Linked DNA regions of Homo sapiens: region 1 is linked to region 2. A link is an interaction called in ENCODE POLR2A ChIA-PET data of the cell type or tissue named here. Cell type or tissue: PC-9. All regions are shown on one strand. Each heading gives the region's core, and the rest is flanking DNA. Links, peaks and the distances in the headings are about the cores only.

The links. Peaks named below come from ENCODE experiments on the same cell type or tissue, not always from the same donor. Only the 100,000 strongest peaks of a DNase experiment are listed, where the experiment ranks them.
Region 1: POLR2A ChIA-PET joins it to region 2 with 6 read pairs; 1 of 35 experiments calls an interaction of 5 or more read pairs at or near these places.

What each region holds. Positions count from the first base shown.
Region 1 is chr1:243,715,369-243,718,290 of GRCh38, reverse strand. All of the region lies in intron 2 of AKT3 (AKT serine/threonine kinase 3), which reads left to right. Among named protein-coding and RNA genes, the nearest start is that of AKT3-IT1, 78 kb to the left of the region's middle. In PC-9, for the core only: no CTCF peak of the experiment used is centred there; no DNase peak of the experiment used is centred there.
Region 2 is chr1:244,158,195-244,161,116 of GRCh38, reverse strand. No RefSeq gene overlaps it. Among named protein-coding and RNA genes, the nearest start is that of ZBTB18, 110 kb to the right of the region's middle. In PC-9, for the core only: no CTCF peak of the experiment used is centred there; a DNase peak (open chromatin) is centred at 1,306; H3K27ac peaks cover 1,246 bases.

The sequences.
Region 1 (2,922 bases), core at 297-2,796, 440 kb after region 2:
TCGTTGGCTTGTGGACATCCATGTCCCCAGTTGTGTGTATGTTGGAAATGGTTATAAGACATGGGGATTTTCTTACCTCCTGTTCATAATTGCTTCAGCTACAGATCAGATTCCCTTCTAAACAAATGGTAAGAGACCACCTCAGCTGAGCCTTGGGTGGTGTTTTAGGAGCAATTGCTACTCTACTTGAAAAGGAAAGGTCCTCTGTTTTCTTATGCATAGCATCCAATGTAAAATGAATGTAGCTCTCTTCTTTGACCTTACTCTTATTTGCATACTTTAATGGGTGTAATCATAGAAATGTTGCATATTCAGCATAACTGGATTCTAACTTATAATTTATTTTAAAAATAAAAGTACTGTTAAAAGGAATTTGAGATTCCAGGATTTCTTACAAGTATAATGTACAATGTATGTTTTATGATCGAAATTAGCTGGACTTGAAGTCAAAAGAACTAGTTCAATAACATGTGTCTTAACTTGAAATCTTGGTTTCCTAATCTGTAAAATCACCAATATACTAGAATCTTGGTGTTAAAAGTAACCTATGGGGCAGTTTGATACCACCTTTAACTCAGAACTCAAATTTCTTTTATAACATCTTTGATATGTGGCCGTCCAATGATAGGGTGCTCAGTGTCTCATTCTTTAATCAGGTGCTTATAGCTTTGAAACTCTTGAGCATAGAATACTGATGGTAATATTAATATCTGACTTGTCTCTCATATGAAGTAAGGAGAATGAAAGCAAATATTAAAGTAGCAAGTAGTAGTTATACAGTGCTTTTTTAACTAATGACATGTGGGAACTAGTTACCATTTGTATTAATAATTTTTTAAAATGATAAACTAAATTTTAAATCTCTGACAATGACCATTGGAACCCAGCCTGTTTATCAGGTGGAGTCTGCCAGTGCTTCCAGTATTTTTGATACTACCTAGTCCTTGAAAATTAAAAATCTTGACCCACAATTTAAAAGCCACTGGGTATGACTCTTGGGAAGACATTTCGATTACCTAGTATACTAAAAGACTTTAATACAAATTGAAATTATATGGAAGTTACTTAAACATTTCTAAAGTAACACTAAACCACATTCTTTAATGTATTATGTGTCATGGGTAGCATTGCCTGGAAGAGGTAGCAGCAAGCTGAGTTTATGAAGGAAAAAAACTTCTGAGTGAGCTAAGGAGCTGGTGGGTAGAGTGTGGAAGATGGAGCAGACAGACTGAGATCCATCCAGGCCTGGGAGGGGAATGGGAGAGAGACCAGGGACAGAAGCCAGACTTGACACAATCCCTGAAGAAGATAAAAGAAAGTGATTTAATCACCTTCCAGATCTTACTTGCAAAAGGGCTACCTGTATTCTTTGGATGAAGTGTTAGTATTATTAGAATGACCCATTTTTACTTGTGTTAGCTTCAGTGGATCTTTGTTCCTTGTAACTGAAAGAGTTCTAATAGAGCACTAAGGTTAAAGACAAGTATCAGGGGTAAATATTTGGCTGAGGCCTGCTTCTGAATACTATTCTAGACATGACCTCTCCTCTTTTCGTTCTTTTTTCCACAACATCATTATAAAATATGAAGTAATCCTTTTTAATTTCTTGTCTTTCTGAATTTAAAATTCTATGTTAGGTATTCTCATTGCTTGATTTGTGTTTATTATAGAAATGAAGAGTTTGTTTTAAACTATGCATTACTCGAATTTCTGCTGAGGAAGTCCATATCCATATGTTAGGTTTTTTGCATCCCAAAGTCTTGGATTAGGTTTTGCCATCATTGTTAGTGTATCAATAGACCACTGCATTATTTTCTTAGTGGTATGTCAGTCTTTGACTTAATATTTGCAAGTATTTAATAATACCCCATACATTATAAATTAAATTGTATTTGGTACCTGCTAGATCTTATGAGAAATTATTCACATTTAATAAGAAAACAGCAACTTGTTACTTTTGTGGCAGATATGAGCTCTTAAAAGATGCAACGTAGGTAAATAAAAATGAGAATGTTTACCAGACCCACTAGGATCATTTGGTTCTGTAATTCTTATTTATGAACATTTTCTTACAGCTTTGTTCTAATTTAATTATCCCTATTCCCCTTTAGGTAAAGGATATCAGAATTGTGATTATATGAAGAAGAATTCTTCTTAAAAATCATGTATTCTTGGCAAATATTTCTTATTAGAAGCTTTTAAAACAGTCTTAATTTTTCCTTACAGACAAATTTTTCTGCAGTGTTGTCATTGATATAATCAAAATGGTTTCAGGTAGTTCAGAAATTGTTGACAGACTTAACTAAGAAAAACTTTTGATCAAATGGTGTAACAACACCTTTCCTGGACAAAGCCATCATTATTCTGTTAAATTTTCAGATCTTATATTCACATCCCATTTACCCTAAGTATTATCACTAAATGGAGTATTCAGTGTACACACATATCCTCAACTTGATTTTCCTAAATGGAAACAATTTTTTTTTCTCCACTAAGAATGGCTTTTTATTCATATGTGATAAAAAGATAAGTCATTTGGTAACACCTTTGAACCTGTTTTCAAAATAATGAAAAGTTTCTCTTCTAAAAATACTTTTTTTCTTTCCCTCGTTTATTTAACAAGAAGAGTTATTATGTAATGTTTTTCTGCAGATTTTTAGAAAAAGAATGATCTCTCTCCACTTTGTAGAGAATGATCCCATTTTTTGTTTAACACCAGATAGTATCATGACATTGTTAATACAGTAGGATTCACCCAGTTTGAAAGTATGCAGAATCAGACTTCTGTTGTTGGTCACATATTTCTCAATCAAAACATCTGTCTATGTCGAAACCAAAGTCGGCCCAGTATAATGAACTTTTAAGACCCATGTTAATATTTAAAAATATTTGGTAAACTGTAAAGCAGTATACAAAAGTGAA
Region 2 (2,922 bases), core at 93-2,592:
TTGTGCCATGGCCATAGGTAGGAAAAAATGGAAAATGGCTGCTTGGTTGCCACACATTTTCCCATAAATCCCCTGTCCATGCTTAATCAACCAAGGAAGAAATATGCGTCAGAGGCCTCTTTTTGGAGGGCTTTGAGCTTAAGTTCAGCAAAGGCCCCTACCTTCCTATTTATTCCTTCACCTTCTGCAAACCTTGGGTCACGGTCCCCACTCAGGCCACCCACAATGCTACAGGTCAAAGGACTGCACTTAACCTTGGTGGGAGTAGCTTTCCAACAATCAGAAGAGACAAAGTCACTGACTTTAGTATGTGGAATGCAAATATCAGACAATAATAACGTCATTGTCCCTGTTTTAGAAACACTCACACACAGGCAAGCACAAAATCCTCGACAGTCTATGCTGTAGGAAGTGAGCTCAAAGAAACAGTTTTTGTGCCCATCTCCTCATTACTCCATAGTTAAGACTACTCAGCACTAGAAAGAGTGTGGTGAGGTTTTTGTGGGTTTCAGTCCTTCCTGGTTTTTTAACTCCATAGTCCAAGTAGATGAGCAGGCAGGAAGACTGAGTATGACGACTACACCGTCCATTTCGGTCTCTCAGGCGCCAGCACAGGTTTGGAGGCAGAGCGAGGAAAAGGACTTTGAAGTCAAGTAAGTTTATGCATTTTTTTTCTGCTCTAAGAAGTACAGTTTCTCTCAGTCCAAGAGCTCCATTCAACTGGACATCCAGCCTTTTTTTTATTTGATTATTTCCTACTGCCTATTAGGTGGCTTCTAGAACGAGGAACCTCTATGTTCAAGAAACATGATGTGTCAGACACTGGAGGGAGTGAGGGCTGACAGGGCCTACACAGTGTGGATTCCTTCACAGAACTAACAGGGATGCCTTGCACCCCAAGAATTCTATCAGGGATGACAGGCCACTAGGAAGTCCTCAGGACCAAAAAAACTTGCAAAGACAAGCATTCCTCTGACAAGAACTGAGGCCAGTTATGTGCTGGCATAAGACCAAATCAACTGAGTCTCTGCCAAGTAGGTTGTCATTTCATTCAGACTCGGGGGACATCCACGTGGGGGTAAAGATTTCGGGGAGGGGCACAGTGGAACCAGAGGTTGCATCTGACCAGCGTCCGCAGTTTCAAAGACACTTGCACAGCCTTTCCTAATGGCCTTTAATCTACAACGAGCCACAACGATGGTGCCCCGGCCACCACCAAGCAGATCCTTTGGAATAGCAGGCTCTGGAGTCACACACACCTGCCTTGGGTTTCACCTTTGCCCTCCGTGATCTGGGTAACCACAGGTATGTCCATCTGGCCAAGCTTTGGTTTCCTCTTTGGTAAAATTAGGTATGAAAATAATATAACTTCCCTGTGGAATTATTTTGAAGTGCTGTGAACTAGTGCCTGGAACATCCCAGCATTCAATAATGTCAGGTATGAAGACACAACTCTACTCCACAGGGCAGAGCCAGGAGGATGGAGAAGCGACGGCCCAGCATCTGGGCACAGAGCTGGGAATACAGGACTTCTCACTCTGAATTTGGATGAAAATCGTGACTTCCAAATTAGACAGCATTAGAATAAGGCCTCTATTCTGGATATTTCTGGCCTTGTTTGTCTCCAAGCCCAAATGCACCATGCTGCTAATCCCAGGACACAGGGATTCACAGCACTGTGCCAGGCCGTTGTTGGCACCAGGGAGACAGAGGTGTAACATGTTTTGCCTTCAGCTCCCTAAACTAACAGGTAAAGTACATGCCTGAAAACCCACTATCCCTATTTCACCACCTTCAGCAATTGTGTGTTGTCTGCAAAACAGATTTTGCTGCATTTCAACCAAGGTCCATATACCCGCAATGGGCCTGAGGTTACAGACTGCTAACAACACTGCCCGGTTTCTTACCAAGAGAAACTTGTCCTAGACTGGAACCCAGGAAAGAACTCCTTCAAGTACAGTTCTGACTTTGAATGAGCCTCAGATGTGTCTACATCTCTTGGACAAGGAGAGTTACAGGTAGATAAGAGTCACAGCAAACAAACTTTGCTTCCCACTTGCTGGGAGTGCAGGACTGGAGGAGAAGGAGAAGAAGAAGGGTGGGAAGGAGAGAGGGAGGAGGTAGACAAGGTAGATAGAAATGTGACAAAATTACCTATGTACTTATTAAAGATGAAAGCTGATGTGGCTTTAGAGAAGAAAATCCCTGCATTAACAAATAGTGGCCGGGTGCGGTGGCTCACGCCTGTAATCCTAGCACTTTGGGAGGCCAAGGCAGGTGGATTACTTGAGGGCAGGAGTTGGAGACCAGCCTGGCCAACATGGTGAAACCCCTTCACTACAAAAAATACCAAAATTAGCCAGGCGTGGTGGTGGGCACCTGTAATCCCAGCTACTTGGGAGGCTGAGGCAAGGAAATCATTTGAACCCAGGAGGCGGAGGTTGCAGTGAGCTGAGATCGCACCACTGCACTCCAGACAGGGCGACAGAGTGAGACTGTGTCTCAAAAACAAAAACAAAACCAAAAAACAAATAGCGACTTTTCTTATTGATGACTCCACCTGAAAGACGTATAATTTCTATTGATAAAGCTGGTTATTTTTAATTTCGATAATAAAAAATGAACTTGTATTCATCTCTGATGTGCTATTACAACTACCACAGAATGCACAATGGAGGCCACAGCATGACAAACTGTAATTCATTCAAAAAATTAGATATTTTTACCGAAACAATGGCTTCAGTACAAATTGGCTATTCTGTAAAACATTCTAGGCCTATGTCTGATGTCTGGATATTACTTGTTATGCTATTGGGTCCATCTAAAAGTCATGGTATTGTGAGATTGTAACTAATACTGTCAGAGGCCTGAGCCAGAGTGACTCCATCTTGAATAGGTGCTGAATAAAATAAGGCTGAGGCC